2 separate regions of the Homo sapiens genome follow, and region 1 is linked to region 2. The links are chromatin loops, found by intact Hi-C in ENCODE. Cell type or tissue: Caco-2. All regions are shown on one strand. Links, peaks and the distances in the headings refer to the core of each region. The heading gives the core; the rest is flanking DNA.

The links. Hi-C counts contacts between places; a loop is a spot of excess contacts. Peaks named below come from ENCODE experiments on the same cell type or tissue, not always from the same donor. Only the 100,000 strongest peaks of a DNase experiment are listed, where the experiment ranks them.
Region 1: it touches region 2 in a loop (13-fold over the local background); 6 of 110 quality-filtered maps call a loop at or near these places.

What each region holds. Positions count from the first base shown.
Region 1 is chr4:38,563,905-38,579,392 of GRCh38, reverse strand. It overlaps LINC02278 (long intergenic non-protein coding RNA 2278), which reads right to left and starts at 15,390. Exons shown (of 3, transcript NR_146991.1): 1 at 15,277-15,390; 2 at 10,141-10,306; 3 at 5,433-8,941. In Caco-2, for the core only: no CTCF peak of the experiment used is centred there; a DNase peak (open chromatin) is centred at 8,552.
Region 2 is chr4:38,613,210-38,628,697 of GRCh38, reverse strand. It overlaps KLF3-AS1 (KLF3 antisense RNA 1), which reads left to right. Exons shown (of 16, transcript NR_171644.1): 4 at 596-659; 5 at 2,936-3,096; 6 at 4,119-4,276; 7 at 13,990-14,073; 8 at 15,439-15,488. Among named protein-coding and RNA genes, the nearest start is that of KLF3, 43 kb to the left of the region's middle. RefSeq lists enhancers at 3,953-4,122, 5,718-6,570. In Caco-2, for the core only: no CTCF peak of the experiment used is centred there; a DNase peak (open chromatin) is centred at 7,277.

The sequences.
Region 1 (15,488 bases), core at 7,281-9,780, 50 kb after region 2:
TGTGTGGCTGCAATCTGAGTACTAATGTATATATTGGCTTTCTTAGGCAACTGTTTGTCCTGTCTTCTGATACAAGTTTTGTTTTGTTTTGTTTATTTTGTTTTGAGACGGAGTTTCACTCTTGTTGCCCAGGCTGGAGTTCAATGGCGCCATCTTGGCTCACTGCAACCTCTGCCTCCTGGGTTCAAGTGATTCTCCTGCCTCAGCCTCCTGAGTAGCTGGGGTTACAGATGCCTGCCACCATGCCTGGCCAATTTTTTGTATTTTTAGTAGAGACAGGGTTTCACCATGTTGGCCAGGCTGGTCTTGAACCTCAGACCTCAGGTGATTCACCCTCCTCAGCCTCCCAAAGTGCTAGGATTACAGGCATGAGCCACCATGTCCGGCCCTGATACAAATTTTAAAATGCTGACTATAACATAGTAAAACAGTAAAAAATTAAACATAGAATTACTATATGAGCCAGCAATTCCACTTCTGGACATACACACAAAAAATAATTAACAACAGGGATTTGAACAGAGACTTATACACCAATACTCATAGCAACATTGTTCACAATAGCCAAAAGGTGGGAGCAACCAAAATGTCCAGTGACAGATGAACAGAGAAACAAAATGTGGTCTATACATACAATGGAATATTATTCAGCCTTAAAAAAGAAAGAAATCCTGTCATATGCTACAACATGGATGAACCTTGAAGACATTACGGTAGGTATAATAAGCCAGTCACAAAAAGACAAACACTGTGTGATCCCACTCATATGAGGTACTTAGAGTAGTGAAATTCACAGAGACAGAAAGGACAATGGTGGTTTCCAGGGGCTGGAAGAGAGGAACATGGGGATCTATTGTGTAATGGGTACAGAATCTCAGTTTGCAAGATGAAAAAAGTTCTGGAGATGAATGGCGGTGATGGTTGCACCATGTGAATGCACTCAATGCCATAGAACTGGATACTTAAAAATGGTTAAGATGATACATTTTATTTCATGTGTATTTTACCACAATGTAAAAAATGAATAAAAGATAAAAAAGTCCATTTTAATAGTTAATTTTATGTGTCAACCTGGCTAGGCTATGATAACATTAGTTTGGTCAAACACTAGCCGAAATGTTGCTGTGAAAGTGTTTTTTACATGCGACTGATATTTAAATAAATAGACCTGGAGGAAACCAGATTCCTCTCCATAATGTGAATGAATCTCCTTTAGTCAGTTGAGGGCCTTAAGAAAAAAGACTGAGGTCCCCTGAGGAAGAAGAAATTCTACCCCCAGATTTTTTCTGAACTCAAGATTGCAACATCAACTTTTCCCTAGGTTTCCAGGCTGCTGGCCTGCCTTGCAGATTTCGAACTTGCCAGCCCCCACAATCAGGTGAGTCCACTCCTTATTTTAAGCTTTTAATCGCTCTCTTTCTCTGTGTGTATGTGTGTTTGTTTATTTATTTATATACATCCTGTTGGTTCTGTTTCTCTGCAGAACACTGACTAATACGCCCATGTTTTTCATAAGCCTTATATGATATTTATAAAAATTTTATAATTAAACAAACACTGCCTGTATTTTTGTTATCAGAGGATGTAGGATACCTGAAGATTCAAAGCTGTAAATCACAGTAAATGTCCAAGTAAATGTCCTTGGTGGAAGTTGTGTAGGAATAGATGAGGAAGTGTGTGGGAAGTATTTTGTCCTTGACCAAATAAATGTCCATGAAATGGGTGGAAGTTGCATAGGAATAGATGAGGAAGTGTGTGGGATGGGGAAACCCCACAGAGCTTTTCCCCTTGGCCTAGAATTCCCTTCTTCTACATAGTCCCTGGTGTAGTCTTTATAAAACCACTCAAAACTGTGGCTGGTCTAGCAAGCACTTGAAAAATGTTACTGGCTTTTATTATTATTTTTGAATGAGATGTGTCTTCCCCACTCATAGTATTTTCTAGGTGGAGGAAGCTCCACTTGGGGAATAATCTGTCCTTCCCCTCCTCTCTCCACTCACAGCCTGCTGAGTTTAGGAGAAACTGAGTATATGGCTACTGTAACAAATTACCAGAAACTGGGTAACTTAAAGCAACAGAAATGGATTTTCTTGCAGTGCCGGAGGCCAGAAGTCCAAAATCAATGTGTGGACTGGGTTGGTTTCTTTTGTAGGCTCTAAGGAAGAATTCATTCCCTGCCTCTCTCCTGGTTTTGGGTGCTGGGTTTCTGAAATCTTTGGTTTGAATCCAGGTTTCTTAACCTGTAGATGCATCACACCAATTTCTGCCTTCATCTTCACAAGGCTTTCTCCTGTCTGTCTTCTGCTCTTATCTTCTAAGAACACCTGCCATTTGATTTAGGGCCCACTCTAATCCAGGATGATCTCATCTCAAGGTCCTTAACTTAATTACATCTGCAAAGATCCTTTTTCTAAATGAGCTCACATTTACAGACTCTTTCTATATGTGTATGTATGTCTTTCTCTATATAAACGCATAGTATGTGTGGGTGTGTGGGGCACACTCAGCCCACCACATTAGGCGTGTGCATTTCAGCTTCTTCCTCTCCTTTTCTTCTTGGAGTAAGTCTGCCTGTTGAGAACACGTGTTCTCCTCTGATTCTGCTGTGTAGGTTTTCCAAGGGCCTTGCCCTCCATTATAAAGCTTGCTGTGGCCTAGCAATACTGGATGGATAAATCTGTCTATTTCTGAGTTCAGAATTGGAAACCCACTTACCTTACCTGAAGCTATAAAGTCTTCTTCGATATCAACTTTATCAAGTAAATGTGATAGTTTGGTCTCCCATCTGCTCTATTCTCTGATCTTATTTCTCAATCAGCTGATAATTCAAGTATGGAAGAAAAGTGCCCCTTTTTGCGGGACTCCCTTGAAAATTCAATAAATATCACTTAAGCCTCAGCTCAAAGGTTGGTAACCTTCTAAATTTTCCCCTCCCTCTCACAGGCAGAGTTAACCATGTCTTCTGGGCTCCCATACTCCTTTGTATTATCTTCTGTTATTTCCATTTTTTCCTGTTGGATTATAGTTTTCCGAAGGCCATCTCCCATGTTCCATCCACCAAATAGAATTGTACTTTGACAACCCAGACATCCTCCTAAGAGCTACAGCCCAGGGTTCATGAGTAGGCACTGTGCATCCTGTTACTCTGTCATGCTTTTGATTTCATTGTCATCTTTGTTTTCTTTGCTAATATAGTCATGAATAAGAAAGGAAATGTTGCTTCTTTACTGGAAATGGGATCCGAGATATCTTGTACTTTTTGTCAAACCAATTTATGGGCTTTGCCTACTGAAATAATGTGGTCTTATATACTGCTTTCTATATCTTATAATTGAGAACTACTTTTTTTTTTTAGCTTTTGAAAGGTTAATAAATACAATGAATGCATAAGAAAGAACATAAAACTCACACATCATCCCACCATCAACAGTCACTGTCAGCTTATCTTTCCAGTTTATTCTCTCTATATTCTATATGTGAATGTGTATAATTAATTCAGTAATGATACTATATAACTTGCATACACTGACTTTTATTGAACAGTATATCAGTGGGCATTTTCCCTTGTCACGATGTTCTCCAAGTCATATTTTTGAACAGTTGTATGATATTCCTTACAAATATATTAAAATTTATTCAAGTATTTTCTTTTCCTCTGGTATTCAAGTTGTTTTTAATTTTTGGTTATTTTATTTTATTTTTTGAGACAGAGTCACTCACTCTGTCACTCAGACTGGAGTGCAGTGGTGCAATCTCAGCCAACTGCAACCTCTGCCTCTCAGGTTCATGCGAATCTCGTACCTCAACCACCCAAGTAGCTGGGATTACAGGTGCCTGCCAACATGCCCGACTAATTCTTGTATTTTTAGTAGAGATGGGATTTCACCATGTTGACCAGGCTGGTCTCCAACTCCTGACCTCAGGTGATCTGCCTGTCTTGGCCTCCCAAAGTGAACTTTTGGTTATTTTAAATAGCTCTAAAAATGTGTTTTCAAATATCTGTCATAGCTCTGACATGATTTGTAGCAAAGCTGAATGGTTGACACAGTCAAAGTTAGGATGGCAATCAATACATTGGGACATCATGCTGGAGGAAAGTCAGCGCTGGCATGAGTGCCAGCCTCTGCCACACCACTCTTGGGATGAGAGCTGCTGCAGACAGTGCTCTCTGCGTGGGTGGATGTGATTTCTGCCAGGACCCTGCTTCCCTGGCTATGGTGCACTGAACTGAGAACTGATGCCCGACCCAAAGGCAGCCATCCATGGAGAGTCCAGTGGCCAGCGGCTGATGCCAGAGCTCCACCCAGCGAGGTCACTGTACCCTGGATGATGAGTGGCCAGTCAAACAAAGCCTCTTTCACACATTTTGAATTTGAGACTTATCAGAGGACTAAGCCAAAAAGTTGGGCCGAAAAAGGCAGACGTCCTGAGAGGAGTCTGCAAGCCATATCCACACGGCAGTAGGAGCCACAACTAAGCGGGAGCCATGGAGGAGAGAAAAGGAATGCAGAGAGGATTTAGCAGCACGAGCAGAGAAAGCAGGGCAGAGCGTGGCTGAGTCATCACACTGGCAGAGCACTAGAGAAGGAGCAACAGATGCTTGCCGTTGAAGCAATGTCAAGAAGAACAGGTGGCTGGAGGTATACTATGTCCTGAATGACATTCCTGGCTCTGCCAGACCCGCCAGGCAGCTGCTAAAACTGCTTCCTGTTCTTCCCTACTTCCTCATAATGAACCACATTAATGCAAGTCACCAGAGCACGTCTCTTTTCCTGGCAACCCGAAAGAGCCTAATCAACACCACGTAATATTCGTATCTCTCTTATGGCACACATCAGGTGGCATGATGATGATTTGAGTTCTATGATTCTCCCTGACTAGACTCCTTGAGGTCAAAAACTGTATTTAATGTCTTTCAGAAGATATCCTCAGCAATGGGGACAGTTTAATAGCATGTAGTAGGTGCTTCCTAACTGTTTGATGAATGAATGAGGAATGTAAATGGTCCTGGGGTCAAAATAGCCATTGCAAAACATTTCTGTAGAGGAGATAAGTTTTTGGTTTCTTGTTTTGTGTGCTATTTATAAGGGGTGTAAAAACTCTTAATCTCAAGAATTTTATTTGAGGCTGGGTGTGGTGGCTCATGTCTGTAATCTCAGCACTTTGGGAGGCCAAGAGTTCAAGACCAGCCTAGTCAACATGGTGAAACCCCGTCTCTACTAAAAATACAAGAATTAGCTGGGCATGGTGGCACATGCCTGTGATCCCAGCTACTTGGGTGGCTGAGGCACGAGAATCGCTTGAACCCAGGAGGCGGAGGTGGCAGTGAGCCAAGATTGCGCTACTGCACTCCAGCCTGGGTGACAGAGTGAGATTGTCTCAAAATAAAAAAAAAAATTAAAAAAAAAGAATTTTATTTGAAACAATGGCTTGGTGAAAATTTTCCTTTAATTTTTTTTGTAAATAAAACACATTAAATATACATACATACATACATACATACATAATTTATTCACCAAACATTTACAGTCTAAGCTCTGAGTATACATTAGTAAGCTCAATGGAGAGAAAGCACATAATAAGAGAGTTCCAGCCCTTGCAGGGCTCTCAGGCTAAGAAAAGAGTCATGTTAGCCCAATTAGGAAAATAAGGCTATGCAGAATGGGATGAAGTGGTGCAAAGTGCTGAGGAATTTTCTTGGTGAAATGTGATTTTGAATAAGACATGGCAAGTTGCACAGAAAAGCACTTGCTATTAAGGTGACATGAGCATCTCTTAAAACAGTGATTAGGCTGGGCGCGGTGGCTCACGCCTGTAATCCCAACACTTTGGGAGGCCGAGTCGGGAGGATCACAAAGTCAGGAGATGGAGACGGTCCTGGCTAACACGGTGAAACCCCATCTCTACTAAAAATACAAAAAATTAGCCGGGCGTGGTGGTGTGCGCCTATAGTCCCAGCTGCTGGGGAGGCTGAGGCAGGAGAATGGCGTGAACCCGGGAGGCGGAGCTTGCAAGTGAGCGAGATTGCGCCACTGCACTCCAGCCTGGGCTACAGAGCGAGACTCCGTCTCAAAAAACAAAAGCAAAAACAGTGATTAGCGATTTCCTTTACATTGTCAGTTTAATGAGACAGGAGATTCCAATTTCAGCCTTTTTATAGTTTTTGGGAATGTATTGGGTTGTGGGTTCCACAGTGTACTTTCTCCTGGGAAAGTACACTTACCAACTGTCTTGAGGCAAGGTGTTGTTATTACTCTTTCAAATGAGACAAGAAATCACTAAATATTGTATCCCAAATGAGACTTAGCAAATAGTTCTCTGATATAACAGAGTTGCATAAACTTGCTGATGTTTTTCAAGAAACTGAATGAGTTCAGTTTGGCAATGTGAAGTTGCAATATCACCATGCTTACATTTGCTGATAGCATGCCAGCAATTAAGTTGAAACCTAACTTTATGACTCAAAGAGCAAAACATTAATTTTATCACACTCAAGCTTTGAGCAATAGTTACTGAGATACTAAGTTTAAAAAATAAGTAACATTGTTGAATTTCTTGTTAGATATTATAGATACATTTGAGAAACATCTTCCCAGTGAACACTTAAATTAACAGAGGAGATTGTTTGTAGAATTAAACTTTGAAATAAAACTTCCCATTGCTCAGACTTTCAACCTACTTACACTTTGGCACAAGTTTAATTTAAGACTATTTTGAATGTTCCAGGTGTAATTTAAACAGGTATGCTATTTAAAAAACAGTTACCAGTAATGAATCAGAATTTTCTCAATACTGTGCAAATAAAATACAGAAACAAAGTGAGTGTTAAAACTGGTATAAACCTGCAATCCCTTATCCTAAATTTAAAATTTTCACATTGGTCAAAATAGAATAAACTGTGTTTTTTTTTTCCTGTGCATCCTCCTTCCGGTGACAGCAGCTCGATTTTCCTTCGAGACCTGGATGTATGCAGGACCCACCATGCTCATTTGGGATACACCATTGTGTTGGCCACAGGTTCAGGGATGGACATGTGAGGCGGGCCAGGTCGCTGAGGCTTAGTTCTGGGACTGTGGTGGGCTTTGGTAGGAAAGGAAGATTGCCGCTTGTAAAGGTGATTCTAAGCCCAGCGTTCCTGGGGACTACCAAGGATGCTCATGTTGAGAATGAAGCAGCTACTATAGAGGGGACATGGAGCTGAGAAATCAGCTGAAGCTTTGATAATATTCTTTCAGCCCCACAATCAACTGATTCCTGAATCCCAGAACCCCTCCTGGATTTATATGGGTAATAAATCTTCTTCCTCCCTTCCCCCACTTTTTTTTTTCCTGAGTTAGTTTGAATTGAGTTTTCAGTCACTTGCACAGAGTGCAAAATCTTGACTCATGTGCAGACGATTAGAATTGTTCTCATTGGTTAACTTAAGAATAAGCAAGCTTAATAAAGTTAAGATTATAAAAGCACGTTTGTACTAATGAAACATCACCCGCTTGTTTTTGTTGTATACATTCATGTTTTACATAAGAATTACTTGAAACAAGCTCTGTTGAAATATGAAAATTAAAAAATAAATGTATAAAAATATAAAACCTCTACAACCCCCCGGCCTACAAATAAAGTCAAATCCACGTGTAGCAAGTCATTCCAGACCATTCGTAGTTGGTCCTGACCTCCTTTCCCTCCTCAGACCTTTCATTCCTTCCATGCCACATTTCTAGAACTCTGTCCAGCTTTCTCGGCTCCTCTGCTCTTCTGCTTCTTGCTCAGTGTCTGTTCTCTGCTCAAAACACCACCTTTTTCTGCTCTTTTTTTTCACTCATGCTTTAAGGTTCAGCTAAAGAGCACATCCTTGTTAAAGCCTTCCAGAGTCTTCCCATAGAGAATTCCTTGCTCTTCCTTCTGCTCAGCCATCCTCACAGTCCGACGTGTATTACTGCTATGTGGACTTAAGTGCATTCTGTCCAGTCTGGAGTCTCACAGGCAGGGCCTACATTTGGTTCATCTGTGTATCCCTCCTGCTTGAAGGCTGTCTGCCACATAGTAGATATTCAATGCATATTTGTCAAATGAAATTTCAATATGTGGCATCAGGTTGCTTATTCTCTTTTTTACTCTCCTACATGCTACAGGCAGGCTTTTCTCATCTAGGGTGTAAAAGAAGCCATATATACTCAGTAGTAGTTTTGTTGGCATTCACAGTCATCAAACACCATAAATGACCCATGTTCCAGCCATTCAAAGAGTCCCAGTCCAAGGGTGAACTTTTATTAGCTCTATTTATTGGCCCAAACATAAACTCCTTGGTTTCAATGGGACCTTGAGCTGAATATAGAAACGCACAGATCAAAGAGGCTCCAAGGTCATTCAGTATTGTGCACATTACCATTCTTTATCAATTCAAACTTCAGTTGAGTGGTTTAGTACTTTTTCCTTGGTAGTGTTTATTTATCACAAGAATAGGAGATGCTTACCAAGGACTTTACAAGTATTTCAAAACACATCCAGCTATCAGGAGGCTTGCTTTGTAACCAGCTACACTGGGCGTGTCACCTTCTTTGGGCATCACTCATGCCTCGTGTCACCTCTTTCAGGCTGCTTAATTGACTTGCGTGTTTTGGACCATCTGACTTGGTACTGACTTCCCATATTTCCTGAATAACTAATGATAGATATTATATTTATGAGGATTAACCACTCCCGATTTCAGTTGGACTTGTTGGACAACATTAAATGCTCTTAAACTGGCCTTCTCCTATTCCTGATGGACTTTCTTGGGGATTAAGCACTCCATCCCACTTTACCCTGTATCACAGTCATGGCATCCTCACACTCAGAAGAGAATTCGTGTCCAGAAGAGTTCATGCTTTTAACTGGAGGACAATTTGTGGTGGTGACCTAGTTCCCCCTGAGTGATTAGGAATGCTTTCTTTGTGAAAACCATCTGCAGAGAAGTGAAGATACAAACATTAGGTTTGTTGGGATGGGATAGGGTCAGTGTAGAGCTATCAAGTCTAAACTCCTGTCTTTGAGACTGAAATCTGCTGGATTGTTAGTGGGAGGAAGAAAGGGGTTGGCAAGAGAGAAGACACAGTTCCACGCCCTTGGGCAGTCAGTCCTTCTTGACTGGACTATACAAGCAAATTATAGGTTGGAGGACACTGTTTGGGACATGTACTGACATGTTAAAAAGAGATGGCTGCTCTGATTTTCCGGCAGTCAATCCCATCTTAAACCATTTTATTTGCAAGTTTACCTTCTATGTTGATTTGGTTGTCTATTGGTAGCCCTTTCTGGGCTTATGCAATTGCTTCTTCCTAGCAGTCAAGGCTGGGGAAACATCACAAGAGTTGTAAACTCAAAGGAGATTTTTTTTTAATGTGTTTGGTGTGGATGTGTTGCTTTTAGTGATTAAAACCTGAACAATTCAGATAACTTTCCTCCTATTCTCTTTAGATCTTTTTGTTATTTTCCTGATAATGTACAATTATACATATTTTAGAACATAGAATAAAAAAAGAAATATGATCATACGTGACTATTTTCTGATCCCTGGAATCCATGCAGGGACAGTATGTTGTTAAGGAAAGGGCAGCTTTGGAATCTGTTGAACCTGGGTTCAAATCCTATCACTGGATCCTTCTCAAGTGTAGAATAGAATGAGGCTATTATGAGGTTCAGAGAGAATATGTATTATAATACCCTATTCTTTTTTTTTTTTTTTTGAGACAGAGTCTCACTCTGTTGCTCAGGCTAGAGTGCAATGGCACGATCTTGGCTCATTGCAACCTCCACTTCCCAGGTTCAAGTGATTCTCCTGCCCTAGCCTCCCAAGTAGCTGGGATTACAGGTGCCCACCACCACACCCGGCTAATTTTTTTTTTTTATATTTAGTAGAGACGGGGTTTCACCATGTTGGCCAGGCTGGTTTTGAACTCCTGACCTCTAGTGATCTGCCCACCTCGGCCTCCCAAAGTGTTGGGATTACAGGCGTGAGCCACCGCACCTGGCCAATACCCAATTCTTGATAGTGTACTTTGTTGTACAATAGGAATATTTTAAAAGGTAAAACTAAGTGGAGAGTATTTTTCCTGAACCTTTGGTTAGTATATATAACATGCAAGAATAGAATAAACTGCTTACTATTCCCAGAGATTCTGCCATTTCTGTAAGAGGTGGTGGTGGGTAACATCTTCTTTGCTTGCAGACTTCCTCTTATCACATTTTGATCTTGAGATTGGTGGATGTCTTCCTGTATCCTCAAAGGACTTATGGTTTAGTGGACACTGAGAGTAGCATCTACTTGTTCCTGCAAAGATTTGAAACAAGGGGCTTATTGGCCATCTCTCTCAAAAGGCCCTGGCCAGAGAGAAGGAGAAAGAGGAAGTCAAGAGATTTGGGAGTTGGAAAGAGATGAGTGCTCTCTGTATCTGCCTGGCAGAGTAAAAGCTCCTAAGTGCAGAAAACATAATGACTGCCTTTGTTTGCTGGAAGGTTGCTGGTGTCTTTGATTTTCAAGTTTCAGCCTGCTTTATAGAAGCAGGCAGAATGCGAGAGATACTAGATTCCCTTGAGTCCAGCAATTCGTAGTGTCGTGATATTAAAAAAATATTTTAATTCATTAGCATGCAAATTCAGGAGGAAAATAAGGAATTGTTGCATAAATGCATGATATTTTTAAACCTGATAGATCAAAAGCATTATAACTTTGTGAGAAAAACTACAGAATGTGAAACATATTGTTATTAACCCAGCAAAGTCATCTTAATCATGTAGTGTGCATTAAAACTATTGCAGATATTTATCTTCTCCCACCTCCACATTTCCGTTAAAAGTGGGAGAGGGTGAAAAAAGTTTGTTTCTTCCCTTCTATGCATTAAATATATTTTAGTAGCTACCTCTGTATAATTTATTATCATATAGGGGATAAAAGTATGAATGCTTTCTCAATTTGAATGCCAACTCCACCTTTTATTAACAAACCGCTTAACCTCTCAATGACTGGTCTCTTATAAAACAGGGTTGTTATGAGAATTAAATAAGTGAATATATATGAAATGCTTGGCAAGTAAGCATTATGTACATGTGATACTTCTTCCTCTTTTTTTTACATCATCAATTTATCCTCACAAAATTTTTGTGAAGAAGATGAAGCAGGGGTTATTAAAGTCCTTGTGGAGAATGTAAAGCTCAAAATGACAGAGTAGCTACTTGGGGATCAAACATCTAGCTACCTACAAAAGTGGCACTCAAATTGAGGCATCCCTGGCTTGCCACCATATCTCCTCTTATTTCAGGAAATTGTACACTTCTACTTGGTCTTCTCCTGAATGCTCGGTGGGGTGAATTAAGCACAACTCTTGATTGAGTAGGCCTTCTTCCAATATTCATTTATTGATTGAATAGAACAACTAAGAAGTGGGTATTGCAGAAAGTAATATTTGGCTAACATTCCTTGATATAGTATCACAAACATTTAAGCATTTTATAGAACTTTTCCCCCCAGAGTAACCAAATGTTTGCTATTATTACTCCTTCAGTTAGATGGGATAAAGACAATTGGTGCTTAAGCCATTATTATGCCAAATTCAATAACTAAGTGTGAACAGGTCCACATGCCTGATGATATAACACAAAAGTCATATTACCGATGATGTAGTCATTGAAAATGAAACATTTACACAACCGAAAGTATGATTAATCATACAAGAGATCTATTTCCATATCTTTTGTCCACAACATGGCTATCACTACTTTTAATCAAAACACTGAAGCCTGAATCACTCTGGTAGGGCTTGAACAACAGCAACTATGACAGGGAACAAAACCTAGGAAGAAACCCCTTCATTTCGTTTATGTGTCTACTGGAAGCTCCAGGAGTGGGAGACGGGGAGCAGCTAATGTCGATGCATGTGGAAGAGAGATAGGTGGTGAAATTGACCGTAACATTGGGGAGCAAAGCTGAGAAAAAAGGCTACCGGGGCAAAGTGCTTGTTAGTAATAGACAAACGTTGCTATAAGGAAGTTTGTTATATTTCTCTCAAGTTTTAAAAAATATTTCTAAGCCAATTTCACATAATATATAACTGAGAGAAACCTTAGGACTTATGTGCCGTATTGTTTCACGTTTTTTGGTGAAGTAGGCAAAGGAAACTCAGGGAGGTCGAGTAATTCTTCCAATGTCACACAGCAAGCTAACAAGCTTGGTAATTGCCAAGTCAACAGTAGGTTACCAAGCTAGCTTGATAATTGCCAAGTCAAAAGTAGGGCTTTTGACTCTTTTCATTCAGCAGTAGCTCCCTACTAAATCCTGTGCCTGTTACATCATTAGCACTCCACAAATATTTGGTGAATAAAAGAACAAATGGCTCCCTGTCTCTTGTGGCTTTTGTCTGTGGACCATTTTTGTACTCCAAATTGGTGAAAAGGCTAAAGAGATTGCAATGTGCTTTGTGGTTGGCCATGGAGTTTGAGAAAGCAAAGTTTCTAGTCTTGGCACAAATTCAGAGATATTGGAAAAATGATCCCACTTCTTTTTACTTTTGCATTTGCCAAGGGGGGTTAATTCAGCAGAGATGTGGCTGATGAGAGGGTCAGGTTCTAAAGTCAGCCCCAAGATGAAAATCACAGGTTATCAAAACTACTCATGCAACTCTCTTAGGGAGGTGTCATGTCAGAGACTGGCACACTGTCTCTCAGCCAGTTTTCCCTCCATCATTGGAAAGCAGGGCTGTTTTCTTGTTTGAGTATCAGTGAAGCAGTTTGCTTGAATTTTGGGGTCATGTATATGAGAAATGTGTATTTTAAGCAAGAGACTGCATGGTGAGTTATCTATGAGCATGCAGTCAGTTCAGGCACAATAGATTCATTTCTCATGTTCACTCTGGGGCACATGCTTTTTAAGACCAACATTCATTCTCTCTCTCTCTCTCTCTGTCTCGTATATAATTGAACTTACAAAAGTTGAGTGCATGTAAGATTCAACTTCACTGTTCTACTTAGTCCACGAGGAAGACTGAACAAAACACTAATACAGGTACCCTAGAATCAAAATCTACATGGAAAGTATTTATTTTATTTTGTGGAGCTTCCTAGATAAAGATATGATTGCTGAACTTTAGAAGTAGATAAATTCCTTGGCAGTGCTATGATTTTTTTTTCTTTTTGCTGTGGTGGCTTAGAAAGAAAAAGGAAAATAAAATGTTTTAGTATGGATATGGCTGGAAAAAGGAGAATAAATTACCTGACTACTGAATTTAGAGAAATTTAAATGCAAAAGGAAGTCGTTTTCCAACACCCCTCCCCTCTGGTAAAAAAGCAAACAAAACAAAACAAAACCAAACAACCTTGGTTTACTCAGACTTACCCTTCGAGACTTGGTGCAGGCATCAAAACCTTCTATGGCTACCAATATCCTCAATAGGCTGTTTGTTCTTTCTGCACCTCTCTCTCTTCCCTTTTCCCTTTTCATCCTACACGTCTCTACTCTCAAATCTCCTTTCCCACTCCTGTTTATATTGGAGTCTCACAGCGGACACAGACCATGGTCTCATGGAGGCCTTTGTAAGAAGTTACTAAAGTTACTAAAACTAATGTGTTCCTACAGACATTATGAAGGAGGACTTCGGACAGAGACAGCAAGTTGATTTCCTGGAGCAATACCTAGGGAATTATTCTTTTGGCTCTGAGAGGATGATATTTTAAGTTGTTACATATTTGCTGATCTTCAGGAGATTGCTGGAACCATCCTGCATGTACAGGAAGCTTGGGCTCTTGGCCCAAATTGGCTCAGGGTCTAAATATTTGGAAGATGAATACTTGGAAATGCATTTAAACATTTAAAGCATTTTATTTATTTTTCCAGTGAGTCTCATTGTTAGTGCAGTACAACTTTGCAGCAAGACTGTATCTGCTGAAGACATGAACCTTGTGGACAAGCCCAGGCCTGGGCTCCACCTCAGGTCTTGGCGGGAAGCCAGAGGTGCATGTCTATTGGCTAATGTCCACACTCCTGAAGTGGGTTATTATTACAATCCCTCACCTTAAACGCCTGCATTCTAAAGTCATGCTAAGGGTCTGACCCAAATGGAACACTGGAACACACACAGACACACGCACGCGCGCGCACACACACACACACTTTTCAAACCAAATGTTGCACTATTTCCTTTCTTTTGTCAGTGCTGAATCTATATTATTATTGTCAGCTGTTAACTCTACACTGATGATGCACTGTGGTCAGTTTCCCTCTCTAGCCTTCCAGCCAAGGTATCTTTTGGCTGCTATATGCTTAGAGGAGGCAAACTAATATGAATGTATTAGATTATGTAAAACATAATTAGGGAGGGAAATTTGCTGTAAAAGCATCCTATGTATTTATAGAACTCAGAGGAAATTATAAGCAATGTGGGGGGAGATTTCATGTTCTTTAGACTCACAGATAAACTCTAGGACCTAAGTGATTGGAACTATTTCCCTATCGCAATCAAATTATCCAGATAATTACCAAATATCTACTTTGCTATGCTACAGAGTCACAAACGCACATTGTCTCAATGGCACGGGAGTAAGCATCAGCTTCATTTCTAATAGGTGAAGTAGAAAAGGGGGCCGGGCGGAGGGGCTCATGTCTGTAATCCCAGCACTTTGGGAGGCCAAGGCGGGAGGATCACGAAGTCAGGAGATCGAGACCATCCTGGCTAACATGGTGAAACCCCGTCTCTACTAAAAATACAAAAAATGAGCCGGGCGTGGTGGCGGATTCCTGTAGTCCCAGCTACTCGGGAGGCTGAGGCAGGAGAATGGCGTGAACCCGGGAGGCGGAGCTTGCAGTGAGCTGAGATCGCGCCACTGCACTCCAGCCTGGGCAACAGAGCGAGACTCCGTCTCAAAAAAAAAAAAAGAAAAGAAAAGGGGTGCGCTGGGGTGGGGGGAGTATGGGAGTACACCTGGCCTTGGTAATTGACACTGTAAGGTGTCTTAACAACAATGATAACAACCATCTCAATAGAATTTGGGATGTGGTAGCAACAGTAAAAATTATATTAAACTGGGCCCCATGCCCAGACTATCAGCCTCAAATAAACAAAGTACAAGAAAAACACTTCAAGAGGGACTAACTTGTGAATCAAGGAAGCTAAATAAGCCAGAGACGTGCTCGCCGGAGGAGACAATGCTTTCACCTCCTTGAAAAAGCTTTTGCCCAACCTAATTAAAATGCCCCATCTAATTAAAAATCTAACCATAATCCCACTGACAGCCCCTAGCTCCACCCCTTACCATTGTCACGATGCTCAGTTGAGCCCCCTTAGCTGAAAAATTATTGAAATAGAGTGGATTTGAGTGCGCAGGCATAATTCCCAGCCTACCACAGAGTTGGAGGCAAAGACGCTTAGTGATTTGCACAGTGGTTGGTGGTGTCTCACTCAGCAATGATGTATGACACGGATGAGTGCAGAGCGGCCATCTGCTGTTGAGGAGGGTGACAGAAA
Region 2 (15,488 bases), core at 6,333-8,832:
CTGTCTCCCAGGCTAGAGTGCAGTGGTATGATCTCAGCTCACTGCAACTTCCGCCTCGTGGGTTCAAGTGATTCTCCTGTCTCAGCCTCCCAAGTAGCTGGGATTACAGGCGCACGCCACTACACCCAGCTAATTTTTGTATTTTTAGTAGAGATGGGGTTTCACTGTGTTGGCCAGGCTGGTTTCGAACTCCCGACTTCAGGTGATCTGCCCGTCTCGGCTTCCCAAAGTGCTGGGATTACAGGCGTGAGACACCATGCCCAGCCAATATTTCTTTTTTTCTCTAGACCCAACTGCATCTTAGCTCAGAGTAGGAATATTGGCCATGGGATTTTCCAGGTTTGCAGCCTGTTGGCCTAACATCTAGAAAGAATAGCATCCTTAGTATTTCCAGCCCCAAAGTAGTCTTCTTGAAAAAGGAAGATAGTAGGAGCTTGATTATATTGTGACTGTGTATGCCTGTGTATGTGCCCACTTGTGTGTGTGCCAGAGAGGGAGGGAAGGTGAGTTGGAATGGGTAAAGGAGTTTCTGGTATCTTTGGCACTAGGTTAGTTTGCTTTTTTATAGCTCACAATCTCCAATCGTTCTTCCTAGTGTGTCCGGAATTGGTGGGTTCTTGGTCTCACTGACTTCAAGAATGAAGCTGCGGACCCTCGCGGTGAGTGTTACAGTTCTTAAAGGCAGTGTGTCCAGAGTTTGTTCCTACTGATGTGTGGATGTGTTCGGAGTATCTTCCTTCTGGTGGGTTCGTGGTCTCGCTGGCTCAGGAGTGAAGCTGCAGACCTTCGTGGTGAGTGTTACAGCTCTTAAGGTGGTGCGTCTGGAGTTGTTCATTCCTCCCAGCGGGCTCGTGGTCTCACTGGCTTCAGGAGTGAAGCTGCAGACCTTCGCGGTGAGTGTTACAGCTCATAAAGGCAGCGTGGACCCAAAGAGTGAGAAGTAGCAAGATTTATTGCGAAGAGCGAAAGAACAAAGCTTCCACGATGTGGAAGGAGACCCCAGCAGATTGCCACTGCTGGCTTGGGCAGCCTGCTTTTATTCTCTTATTTGGCCCCCACCCACATCCTGGTGATTGGTAGAGCCCAGTGGTCTGTTTTGACAGGGCGCTGATTGGTGCGTTTACAATCACTGAGCCAGATACAAAGGTTCTCCAGGTCCCCACTAGATTAGCTAGATACAGAGTGTCTATTGGTGCATTCACAAACCCTGAGCTAGACACAGGGTGTTGATTGGTGTGTTTACAAACCTTGAGCTAGAGACAGAGTGCCGATTGGTGTATTTACAATCCCTGAGCTAGACACAAAGGTTCTCCACGTCCGCACCAGACTCAGGAGCCCAGCTGGCTTCACCCAGTGGATCCCGCACTGCCCCTGCAGGTGGAGCTGCCTGCCAGTCCCTCGCGGTGCGCCCGCACTCCTCAGCCCTTGGGTGGTCGATGGGACTGGGCGCTGTGGAGCAGGAGGCGGCGCTTGCTGGGGAGGCTCCTGCGGCACAGGTGCCCACGGAGGGGGTGGGAGGCTCAGGCATGGCGGGCTGCAGGTCCCGAGCCCTGCCCCTTGGGAAGGCAGCTAGGGCCCCGGGAGAAATCGAGCGCAGCGCCGGTGGGTCAGCACTGCTGGGGGACCCAGTACACCCTCCACAGCCACTGGCTCGGGTGCTAAGCCCCTCATTGCCTGGGGCCGGCAGGGCCTGCCGGCTGCTCCGAGTGCGGGCCGCCAAGCTCACACCCACCCAGAACTCCAGCTGGCCTGCAAGCGTCGCGTGCAGCCCCGGTTCCTGCTCGCACCTCTCCCTCCACACCTCCCTGCAAGCTGAGGGAGCCGGCTCCGGCCTTGGCAAGCCCAGAAAGGGGCTCCCACAGTGCAGCGGTGGGCTGAAGGGCTCCTCAAGTGCCGCCAAAGTGGGAGCCCAGGCAGAGGAGGCACCGAGAGCGAGTGAGGGCTCTGAGGACTGCCAGCACGCTGTCACCTCTCACTAGTAGCTATCCTACTTTTAAATAAAGAATTAGGCTGGGCACGGTAGCTCACGCCTGTAATCCCAGCACTTCGGGAGGCCAAGGGGGGTGGATCACCTGAGGTCAGGAATTCGAGACCAGCCTGGCCAACATGGCAAAACCCCATCTCTACTAAGAATACAAAAATTTGCCAGGCATGGTGGCGGGTGCCTGTAATCCCAGCTGCTTGAGAGACTGAGGTGGGAGAATCACTTGAACCCGGGAGGCGAAGGTTGCGGTAAGCCGAGATTGCACCACGGTGCTTCGGCCTGGGCGGCAGAGTGAGACTCTGTTTCAAAAAAAAAAAAAAAAGAATTGATTACTTGTTCTACATCTGATTCTCTAGATTGGAAGAGACACTAGGGCAGAACCATGTCTTTCCCTCTCTCCCACTATTTCCCCAGGGCCTTTTGTATATACAGTGAAGATTTCATAAATATTTGTTGAATGAATGCCTGTATGGGTTTTAAAAACCTGTCTTTCCCCTCTTCCTTTTTTTTTTTTAATCTGGCTAACAGCTTCTGTGGCTGTTGTAGCTTGCTTTCTTCTTCTTGCTACTTCTTAAAGCCATTTCTAGAAGAGAACTACACCATCAGACTGAAAGAGGTACTTGGCTGCTTCTGCAGCAGAAGGTAGGCCCACCCTCCATCCATAGTGATCTCAGAAGGGTGGGATCTAGGCCTCAGCCTTGTTTATGGATTGAGGTTTGCTCCTCCTTTTTCTCTAGCTATTCCTATGCTCTAGGTAGTGCTGTGGCAAAAGCCAAGGATCTGTCTCAACGTCTGCAGTAACACAGGGCTGTCCTAAACACAGTTGCCTTTTTAGGAAAACTGATTTGGATGAGAACAACCATCTTTAATTTGTGCAACGTACTGTGTTTTATCATGGGAGAGCATGGTGAAGGCACAGGTTTTTGTTCACTGCTGTTTCCACCCTTTAAGGACCGTGTGTGAATGCCTGCTCTGTGAGCCCTCAGAATCTACTGGCTGAATGAGTGCGTGGAGGAAATGTGCTCAGAGCTGCTGTGTGTCATCCTGTGTTTGAAGTGCTCCTGCAGCTATCATTCATCCAGTTAAGAATTTGAAGAAGTGTGTGCACAAAGGTGACACTTTGCTTATCCTTTCCCCAAAATTACAGTTCTAAAATTTTCCTATACAATCCTTCTAAATTGGATGACAGTTGTCCCATTTTCCTTTGCAGGATGTACCAGACTATTAATATTGGTGACCATGGGCTAGGGAGTATGTTCTTGATAAATTTACAAAATCTTCTGATCAACTATAGACTTTAAAAATATAACATCAATTTTTTAATAAAATACTCTCTCTCTCTCTCTCTCTCTCTCTCTATATATATATATATATATATATATATATATATATATGTATATATATTTGCTTTTTTTTTTTTTTTTTTTTAGACGGAGTCTCACTCTGTTGCCCAGGCTGGAGTGCAGTGGCACAATCTCGGCTCACTGCAACCTCTACCTCCTGGATTCAAGCGGTTTTCCTGCCTCAGCCTCCAGAGTAACAGGGATTACAGGCATACTCCACCTTGCCCTGCTGATTTTGTATTTTTAGTAGAGACAAGAGTTTCACCATGTTGGCCAGGCTGGTCTTGAACTCCTGACCTCAAGTGATCCACTGCCTCAGCCTCCCAAAGTGCTGGGATTATAGGCGTGAGCCACTGCGCCTGGCCAAATGCTCTACTTTTTAATCAATGTTTTCCAAAATAGGGATTTTTGCTATGTGCTTTAGAAATTAGAGAACAAACGGTGATAATATATGCTAAACTTAAAATTAGTATGCCTCCTTTTATAGACAACAAGAACTTTGTCACTTCCCAGTTTGTCTTGTCATTCAGGAGGCTCAGAGCTACGATCTGTGCCCACTCGTGCTGCCTCTTCTTAACTTTGATTTCCTGAAGCAGCGATTTCATCTCCGTTTCCCCTCATCACCTGTTCTTTTAACTGTTTAAAAACAGCATTACATGTTGTTGCAAGTGGCCTCAAATTCTTTTTGGTAGAAGGGAAATTGTAATCCATGAGAAGAAAAAAATTTTCCTAACTATTCTCAGGTGTGTTTAAGGGCTGCATTCCATGATGCTATCAGTGCCTTCTTTCAGCTCACAGGATATCGGCCATGTTAATGAGTCTGATGTTGCTAGTATCACAGGCACCGGAAAATATGCACATTATGCTGGAGCATTAGAATGCAACAGAAAGAGCCCTGGGCTTGGAGTATGCAGAACTGGTTCTTGTTACAACTCCTCTTACTAGTGGGGTAAGTTACTTAGCCTCCTTGGACAAGTTACTTAGCCTCTCTGTGCCTCAGTTTCTCTTCTATTGGGTATAAAATCACATGCGGTACCTACTGCAGTGGGTTCTCATGATGTGAAATGACATAATGTATGCCAATGTGTTTTGTAAACATTGCAATTGTCTGCGCTTTTTTTTTTTTTTTTTTTGAGATGGAGTCTCGCTTTGTTGCCCAGGCTGGAGTGCAGTGGCACGATCTCGGCTCACTGCAACCTCTGCCTCCCAGGTTCAAGTGATTCTCCTGCCTCAGCCTCTCGAGTAGCTGGGATTACAGGTGTGCGCCACCACGCCCAGCTAATTTCTGTATTTTTAGTAGGGACGGGGTTTCACCATGTTGGTCAGGCTGGTCTCGAACTCCTGACCCCGTGATCTGCCCTCCTTGGCCTCCCAAAGCACTGGGATTACAGGCATGAGCCACTGCGCCCAGCCAGTTGTCTGCACTTTTGTGTCCCCCACAAGTCTGTAAGTTCCTCAGAATCAGGGGCTGCATCTTGTTCAGATGTGTGCTCCCAGGGCCTGGTTTTTTGACCTAAAGATGCACTTTAAGAGAAGGTCCTAGGCCGGGCGCAGTGGCTCATGCCTGTAATCCCAGCACTTTGAGAGGCCGAGGCAGGCGGATCACCAGAGGCCGGGAGTTTGAGATCAGCCTGGCTAACATGGTGAAACCCCATCTCTACTAAATACACAAAATTAGCTGGGCGTGGTGTTGCATGCCTGTAATCCCAGCTACTCGGGAGGCTGAGGCAGGAGAATCACTTGAACCCAAGAGGTGGAGGTTGCAGTGAGCCGGGATTGAGCCACTGCACTCCAGCCTGGGTGACAGTGAGACTCAGACTCCAACCAAAAAAAAAAAAAAAAAAAAAGTTCCTAAATGTAGCTGACACTGTTACTCATTGTTTTCTTGCAGAAAAGCCCACTGGTGTTTGTTTATTAACAAACCAGGTCATTGTTCAGCTGGGTTTCATTGAGTGCCTTCTGTGTGCTTTCTCTTGCCCCTGGGGTGTTCAGCTGAGAAAGAAGTATGGATGATAAGCAAAGAAAAATGGAAACCCACACATTATAGATTCATATGTGTCTGAGGTCACAAAATGGTGACTTAAGGGAAAAAATCTGCTTCTAGACATGCTTTCTTTGGCTCAAACACTAATTTTTAAAAATGTAAACCAACAATTTAAAATCCAGAAATTTGGATTTTGCTTTCTCTTGAAAATGTGCAGAGCTGGTCACACCAAGTCAGGCCCTCCATGGAGACAACGGAACAGTGCAGCACAGCTGCAGCCACTTCAGGGATGCCCTCACTTGCTTACCACGGGGGTGGCCCCGTCCCTCCTCATCCTCTCCTGAACACCAAGGCAGATAGGAAGTACCATTATCATCATATTTGTTATGCTTGCACTTAGGTAGCATTTATTGCATACCAGGCACTAGTCTGAGCACTTTGGTTAACTATCATCCATCCGTCTATCTGTCTGTCTATCTGTCTATGTATGTATCTATCTCTGTGTCTATCTACCTATCTATCTATCCATCCATCCATCCATCCTTCCATCTATCTACCTAGCTACCTACCTATCTATCTATCTTAAAGGTAAGGAAGGCTGGGTGTGGTAGCTCACGCCTTAATCCAAGCACTTCTGAAAGCCAGGTGGGTGGATTGTTTGAGTCCAGGAGTTCCAGCAGCCTGGCCAACATGGCAAAACTGTGTCTTTACAAAAACCACAAAAAATTAGCCAGGTGTGGTGGTACATGCCTGTAATCCCAGCTACTTGGGAGGCTGAAGTGGGAGGATCACTTGAGCCTAGGAGATCAAGGCTGCAGTGAGCTGTGCTGAGGCCACTGCACACCAGCCTGGCCAACAGAGCAAGAACTTGTTTCAAAGAAAAAATAAATAGGCTGGGTGTGGTGACTCATGCCTATAATCCCAGCACTTTGGGAGGCCAAGCTGGATGGATCACCTGAGGTCAGGAGTTTGAGACCAGCCTGACCAATATGGTGAAACCCTATGTCTACTAAAAATAGAAAAATTAGCCGGGTGTGGTGGCACGTGCCTGTGGTTCCAGCTACTTGGGAGGCTGAGGCAGGAGAATTGCCTCAATTCTCAGGAGGTGGAGGTTGCAGTGAGCCAAGATTGCACCACTGCGCTCCAGCCTGGGTGATAGAGTAAGACTCTGTCTCAATAAATAAATAAATAAATAAAAATAAAGGTAAGGAAAGTGAGGCACAGTTAGTGTGTGGTGGTCCGGGATTCAAACCCTGGCTAACTAGTTCTCCAAGTTCTTGCTCTTAATCACTCAGCTATATCAAATCTCAGTACTCCTGTTGTGGGGAAGATATGAGGCATCAAGCCTAATAGAAATGTAAACTTGTACCTGAGTCTCTGTTCCAGGACACCGTGTTCTGTTTAATTAGAGAGGGAGTCATAAACGAAGTGATTTTGTAGAATTTTTTTTTTTTTTTTGAGATGGAGTCTTGCTCTGTCGCCCAGGGTGGAGTCCAGTGGCATGATCTCGGCTCACTGCAACCTCCACTTCCTGGGTTCAAGCGATTCTCCTGCCTTAGCCTCCTGAGGAGCTGGGACTACAGGTGCCCGCCACTGCAACTGGCTAATGTTTATATTTTTAAGTAGAGACGGGGTTTCACCATGTTGGCCAGGCTGGTCTCAAACTTCTGACCTCAGGTGATCCGCCTGACTTGGCCTCTCAAAGTGTTAGGTGTTTACAGGCATGAGCCACTGCGCCTGGCCTGATTTTGTAGAATTGTAAAGATAGAGTCCAGTCCTGTTAAACACACCATGCAGAAACCTCTTTGGAGATCCAGGGGCAGCACACATTGACAGAAAGCAAGGTTAACTTCCCCGAAGACGGGTGCAAACAGAAGATAAACAGGAGGTGAGGTGCTGCAGCGGAGACCCATGACTTGTAGCTTGGATCAGATACCTGAGGAAAGTAGACTGACCTGGGTGCGTTAGGGAGGGCGGCAATAAGGCTGAAGTCCTGTTTGACCAAGGTGATGTGGGCTGAATCGGCATCCTTACAGGAGGCCTGCTGAACTTCATTCATTGCTTTCACAATATAAGAAAGTCAATTTTGTAACACAGGTGTCCCTATAATACTGGCCTGACTGTTTACTTCTGCTTCAGTCCCTGAGCATATGAGTAAATACTTCAGGCACTATAACGAGCAGAAACTTGAGACAGAGCTTATCTTGTAATGCTGGGTCTTGCATCATATCCAGGGTGTGGTGTTACTTTAGAAGGCAAGTTAAATAATTACGTGTTTTCAGATTGAGCAAACAGTGCATGTGCTCTGAGAAGGCTAAGGATTCATACTCTGAGAGCCCAGTAAATTAACTTATTCAGTGGGATGGTAGGCTCAGTACCTGGGTATGTCAAATGGTCTCAATATATTACATATAAAAACATACACACACATGCATATACATACATACACATATGTGTGTGTACATAGATATGCATGTATACATATAGATATATACATATGCATGTGTATGTATAGATATATACATATGCTTATGTTAAATATTTATGTATCACCTTGTATATAATCATACTTACTTACAAAACAGCCCGGAAAAGCTTGGAGATGTTAAGTGAATCAATTAAAGCTAATTCAGGCAAGCCTCAGTCATTGACCCACCCAATGTGTACTGTCTTTATGACATGTGATATATTTAGTACAGTACTTTGTGTTTTTGATGTTCCCTAACAACATAATAAAGTAAAAAAATTAATGTTGAAAAACATTAGGGTCACCCTAAACTGCCTTCTTTAGAAAATACAAATGTGACATTCTTTCATTAGTTACATTATTCTCTTATTCTATTGTTATTAATTCGTTACATTCTTTTAAATAGCTACATTTTTTATTCTCTTATTCTTTCTTTCTCTTGGACAGAGAGATTGGAACTGTGTCTAACTCTGTCATGTAGTAACTATTGTCATGTAGTAAATGTTCATAAGCATCAGTAGTGATGATCTGCAGCCCCACCCCTGCCTGGTCTCTGTTTCCTTGGTTTATTGCTCTTAGATAATTTCTTCCTTTTTCTATTTTTGCATTTTCAAGAACAATGCAAGGCATGATAGTTATCTGATTCAGGACTTTTAAAACACACTTGAAATATGACAACTGCTTGTTATTCTAGCTCGATAACAAATCTAAGGGCAAGCTATTGAGCACTGATTTGTCCTTTTCTTCCTCATTCCAGCTGCTATGGACCTAAAGTGGAGGGCTTTGAAATTTCCTGCTTAATTGGGCTGCATGTCATTGCTGTCCTTAGAAGTTGCTCTGGGATGCAGGTGCTGGTTTCTTGGATCTCCTTTGCTGGAATTTTGCATGTCTTGTTTTGTTGTTGTACCAGCTTTGTGGATCAGCCAACATCCTTGGCTTGCCCTGTGGGGAGTGGGGTGGGACACATCTTGGATTGCTCTATTCCAGGGATGTCCAACATTTTGGCTTCCCTAGGCCACATTGGAAGAAGAAGAATTGTATTGGGCTACACATAAAATACACTATCACTAAAATAGCTGATGAGCTAAAAAAAAAAATCGCAAAAAAAATCTCATAATGTTTTAAGAAAGTTGATGAAGTTGTATTGGGCCACATTCAAAGCTTTCCTGGGCCACATGCAGGCTGAGGGCTGTGGATTGAATAAACTTGCTCTATTCCCTTTGCAGTAGATGCCATCTGAGTATGGGTCTCCTTTGCTTGGGTCATTGACATGTTCTGGACTTTTTATGCTCCTTTTGGAAGGTCCTCAAAGGTCTGCATAAAGACTTTTGGTGCACTTAAAGCTATGCTAGCAGAAGCGTGAAATCACCTCCCAAAGGAAGTGGGTCCTGCCTCCTCAGAACCAGAAAAGGGAAGGCCATAACTGGAGCAGTAACCTACCGCAGCCAAGTCTCAGTTTCCTCATCTGTAAAGTGTGAGAGTCAGGCAAAATTGCCTCCAAGATCCTTTTCTGTTCGAATATTCATTGAGCCAAAGAAGGTTAAGAACACATATAAATTGAGAATTCTGTAATTTTAAGATTCATCTGGAAAAATGGCACCCTGGTACCAACCATCAGGACTAAGAGGGAGAGTTTGCAGTCAAATGAAATTAAGGTTGAACCCAGTTCTGCCAGTTCCTTGCTCCATAACCCCTAGAAAATTACTTCTGTCTGAGCCTTGGGATTCTCTGTCTCTTATTTATTTATTTATTTTTGAGACAGAGTCTCGCTTTGTCGCCCAGGCTGGAGTGCAGTGGTGCGATCTGGGCTCACTGCAACCTCTGCCTCCTGGGTTGAAGTGACTCTCATGTTTCAGCCTCCCCAGTAGCTGGGATTTCAGGCACGCGCCACCATGCCCGGCTACTTTTTTGTATTTTTAGTAGAGATGGGTTTTTGCCATGTTGGCCAGGCTGGTATTGAACTCCTGACCTCAAGTGGTCCGTCCTCCTCGGCCTCCCAGAGTGCTGGGATTATAGGTATGAGACACAGCACTTGGCTGGGATTCTCTCTTTAAAATGGAAATACTGCTATCTACAGAGCAGCACTGTTGTAAAGATTTAGTACATGTTCATAATACATTTGAGGTGCTACAAGCCTAGCTGGCACATAGCAGTCATTCTGAAAATGGCAAAAGTTACTAGGATGACAGTAATCTTATGATTACTTGTGGCTACATGGTTTTTGGACTAGCTAAGGGTTTGAAATAGATGCGATCTAAGGAAGATGACATATGCAGAATTCTTTGAAGTTAAAGCAAGGCTGAGAATGACTTTGAGGGTAGAGCAGCTACTGAAATAAATGATGCAAAGGATGTGATTTTAAAAATTCAGATGAGGGTCTGGGCACGGTGGCTCACGCCTATAATCCTAGCACTTTGGTAGGCCAAGGTGGGTGGATCACCTGAGGTCAGGAGTTCGAGATCAGCCTGGCCAACATGGTGAAACCCCATCTCTATAAAAATACAAAAATTAGCCAGGCATGATGGTGGGTGCCTGTAATCCCAGCTACTTGGGAGGCTGAGGCAGGAGAATCGCTTGAACCTGGGAGGCAGAGGTTGCAGTGAGCCAAGATTGCGCCATTGCAATCCAACCTGGGTGACAGATTGAGACTCTGTCTCCAAAAAAAAAAAAAAAAATTCAGTTGAGGGGCTCTGATGGGCAAGATAATTTATTCATTTATTACCCATGTATACACTTGTAATAGTGTCAATATTTTGATGAGAAAATCTCATTATCAGTTTTGTGCCTTGTCCATGATTTATCTCCTGGATACAGTCATTTTTTGTATTCAATGATGGTGATAGGCCAGGCATGGTGGCTCATGCCTGTAATCCCAGCACTTTAGGAGGCTGAGATGGGGGGACCGCTAGAGCCCAGGAGTTGGAGACCAAGTTGGGCAACATAGTGAGACCCCTGTCTCAAAAAAAAAAAAAAATTAGCTGATGTGCATGCACCTGTATCCTCTCAGCTCCTCAGGAGGCAGAGGCAAGAGGATCACTTGAGCCGAGAAGTTTGAGGCTGCAATGAGCTATGATTGTGCCACTGCACTCCAGCCTGGGTGACAGTGAGACTGTTTTTTTTGTGTTTTTTTTTTTTGAAAAAAGATGGTATATTGATGACATATTGTCTCAGTCCATTTTGCATTGCTACTCAATATCTGAGGCTGGGTAATGTATATATATATATATAGAGAGAGAGAGAGAGAGAGAGACAGAGAGACAGAGACAGAGAGAGAAAGAGAGAGGTTTATTTGGCTCATGGTTCTGTAGGCTGTATCAGAAGCATGGCACCTGTATCTGCTCTCATGAGGGCTTTAGGAAGCTTCCACTCATGGAAGAAGGTGAAGAGGAGCTGGAGTGCGCAGATCACATGGCAAGAGGAGGAGCAGGAGAGAGAGAAGGGAGTTGCCAGACTGTTTTTTAACAATCAGATCTGGAGGGAACTAATAGAGGGAGAAGTCATTCATTACCAAGAGAAAGGCACCAAGCCAAGATTCATGTTTGGGCCCCATGACCCAAACACCTCCCACCAGGCCCCACCTCCAAACACTGGGGATCAGATTTCAACATGAAATTTGAAGGGAACAAATGTCCAAACGATATCACATATGGTTACTTTTGTTATCCATATAGAGACGAATGTATCTGAAAAGACCAACCCAGGATAAGCAGTTCTTTTTTCCAATACTCAAATATGAAGTTTGGCTTTATTTTGCAGCTACTATCAATGTTTATTACACCCGTCAAGTTTATTGTTTCTGCAAATATCTGGACTCCTACCTTAGTTTAGATCTTCTTTACCTGGGCTCTCTCTTAGGAGATGTTTCATGTCCTCGAAATTCTTTGCAGAATTGCTTGTATATGAGCATATTTGTATTTTGGAAGAATGCCGGCCAGAGAAAAGGGATAAGACTCAAAACAACAACAACAACGACACACAAAAAAGCCAAGAACTGCTGCTGAGAGTGTCCCAGACTAGGGAAGAATAAAAATGATGTCACAAGATGGAAAGATGGAATAACACAGGCACAGGGATGTCCCTAAGTACCCATCTACTTCTGCAGCTTTCATACAACTTTCACATATTCTGCTCCCTCTAACACACAACGTAATGGTTAAATCTCTTTGGCAAGGTTTTCACGGTTTCAGATAGCTCTTTATAACATAACCCAGGGTCTGGTTGAATGGTCTGGAGGATCACTGGTGAGTGGATGTGGAGACTTTGCGTGTTTCCCTTTGTCCCTAGAAAGGGCACTTTTGCTGTTTTACAGGAAGCCTAAAGTGTCAGAGAGTAAAGTTTCCAGGGAAATAAATGAAAATGGATTGGCCGGGCGCAGTGGTCACGTCTGTAATCCCAGCACTTTGGGAGGCCAAGATGGGTGGATCACAAGGTCAAGAGCTCGAGACCATCCTGGCCAACGTGGTGAAACTCCGTCTCTACTAAAAAAAACACAAAAATTAGCCGGGCATGGTGGCATGTGCCTGTAGTCCCAGCTACTCAGGAGGCTGAGGCAGGAGAATTGCTTGAACCTGGGAGGCAGAGGTTGCAGTGAGCCGAGATTGCGCCACTGCACTCCAGCCTGATAACAGAGAGAGACTCCATCCCGAAAAAAAAAAAAAAAAGAAAGAAAATTGATTTTGACACCAACAACCTAAAAGTGTAAAGTAAAAGTGGCAGGAAGAGATTAAAAAAAAAAGAAGGAAAAGTGCTTGTTTTCCAGGTTTCATTTGCAAAGAGAATAAGTCCTTTGTGTCTGGCTTTGCCTAAAGGCCAGCAGGGGCCCCAGGGCCACACCCTAATGTGGTTTTGGCTCCATTCACTCTCTTCCTGCTCCTTTTTCCTCCTCCTCCTCCTCTCTCTCTCATGCACACACACACACACACACACACTCATCTTTAAAAGGCACAACCAGGGCTGGGCGCAATAGCTCACGCCTGTAATCCCAGCACTTTGGGAGACCAAGACAGGTGGATCCCTCGAGGTCAGGAGTTCGAGACCAGCCTGATCAACATGGTGAAACCCCGTCTCTACTAAAAATACAAAAATTAGCTGGGTGTGGTGGCACGCACCTGAAGTCCCAGCAACTTGGGAGGCTGAGGCAGGAGAATCGCTTGAACCCAAAAGTGGAGGTTGCAGTGAGCTGAGATTGGGCCACTGCACTCCAGCCTGGGTGACAGAGTGAGATGCTGTCTCAAATGAAAAAATAATAATAATAATAAAAGGCACAACCTTTATTATATCCCTAGTGTCAGGATGTGGAACATCTTAAGGAGATGTTGACTATCATAAATCTAGACTGGGAAAGGAAGTGGATTTTAGATGAACCTGATTTAAAAATACAAAACTTCTCTCCTTTTTTTTTTTTTTTTTTTTTGAGACGGAGGTTCACTCTTGTTGTCCAGGCTGGAGTGCAATGGCGCGATCTTGGCTCACTGCAACCTCCACCTCTCGGATTCAAACAATTCTCCTGCCTCAGCCTCCCAACCAGCTGGGATTACAGGCATGTGCCACCACGCCCAGCTAGTTTTATATTTTTAGTAGTGACGAGGTTTCTCCATGTTGGTCAGGCTGGTCTCGAACTCCTCACTTCAGGTGATCTGCCTGCCTTGGCCTCCCAAAGTGTTGGAATTACAGGCATGAGCCACCGCGCCCGGTCAAAACTTCTCTTTTAAAAAGGGAAAAAGATAAATAAATAAATAGAATTTGCTGAGCCTCTGTTGAATCCAAAGCTACTATTAGTCTACGAGGCAGTCAAAAACACAAAGTTCATTCATTCAAAAAATTATTCTGTAATGCATGTTGGACATGGAGGTCTGGAAGTTTACCTTCTGGTCTGGGAGACAGATCTCACTTACATGAAACAACTAAGGAGTAATCCGGTACAATCAGAGAAGGGGAAGTCAGAAGAATACATCAGATCATCAACAGACAAATATCCAATGTCCATCCATAGGAGGAATGGCTAGATGAAAGTGGTGGTTTCAAATGGTGGAATATTATTCAGCATTCAGAAGTAATCAACTAAATCTATGTGTAGTTACATGGATAGGTCTCAAAAATTATTTAGTGACTAAAGCAACTTTTAGGATATGTACACCATTATACAAAATATGTTTTATAAACCCACACATAATATTATTTTTAGTATGTGTGTCTGTGTTTCCTTTTAAAGCTCTGGAAGAAAACACATTGAATTCATGATCATGGTTAACCTTTGGAGAGAGAGAGGAGACCAGGATGAAGGAGCCAGTCGAAGGTATCCTTAGTTTGACATGTTTTGTGTTGGTTTTGTATTTGGTGTTTTACTCTGGTGACTAGGAGTCTGGAAGCCCAGTTTTCTTCTGCAGAAAGCAGTTGAGGATTTTGTAAATATCCTGCCTTCTTCTAATAGACCACATGACTTCCTGGTAGTCAGAGGTCCAGAGAGCTGGGTCTTTCCATTTTTTGAAGTTTCCAGCATAGTAAAAAATGAAGAAAGCCAAAAGAATGTTACAGCCAGCACAGGCACAGTATATTTTTAATGTTTATATTTAGCTGTTAAAGTTGTGTGATGAATCCTTCCCCTTGACTCTTGTTGGCGTGTCTGTATGAGACCATCCAAAGACTACATTTTAAACCTTGAGCCAATGGTCGGCCCGCTCACTCCTCCAAGTGGCCCTGCTGCTGGCCCCAAGGAATCAGAAAAAGGCCTTGTATAAAACAGGCTGGCTGACTGGTGATGGGAGGGTGATAGAGGCATGTTCTAGTGCCTTCAGCTCTTTCCCCAGGGTGTAAATTCTCTCCTAGGCCTGACAGTTGGATCTAGAATTTCTCTCCTGCAAAATGGGTTTATTTCAGAACTATGTGCTGTTCTACAACAATGAATGGAAAAAATTTTTACCTTCCTAACCATCCTCCCCGCCCTCAATTCAGGGCATTTAAGGTCAAACAGGCTTTTAATACACACACTGTGCCCGCTCCACCCAACTCTCCCTCCCACCATGTCCAAGGAGAGAATTTGGGCCAAATGTATCACTACAGTTTAATAGACCTGTAAAATGTCCAACCATTTTATTTTTGGAGCAGGAAATGTTCATCCTGAGAAAAAGTTGCAAAGGGACATAAATATTAAAAGTATGCATCTATTTCACTTTATAGAAGGGAAATGGATCTCGTTTTAAAGTCTTTATTTCTGTACTTGGCGACATTTTTGCATAAATATGTAGAGAATTAATAGCTTCAGCCAATTACGAACACACTTTTGAGATGTTTTAAAGAAGTCTGTCCCTCCAGTCTACCTCTTTTTAATATTAAGAGTTTTATATAAAGTGTTCTCATTATGAAAGCACTAACTTGTCATTTGAAAGAATAGATTCATCTCAACAAATACACTCCAAAGTGAACCAAATGCTAATGCACATTTTATTGGATGAAAAGACAAACAACATAATTATACTTGAATTTCAGGGAATCAAAAGTAGTACAACAGCGTGTGCACCAGACTCCAGGGCAGGGTTCGTAAGTTAGCCATACACATGCTCATTTTTCCAAGCTGGGGAAGTTTGCTAAAATGAGCTGAGGGCTACTTCACCAGACTGACAAAAAGGAAAATGTCTATCAGTTTTTCTTTTGTTCTCTCTAGATCCTGTTCAAGTGTACACTGAGCCAGCAGGTTCACCAGAAAGCTATTGA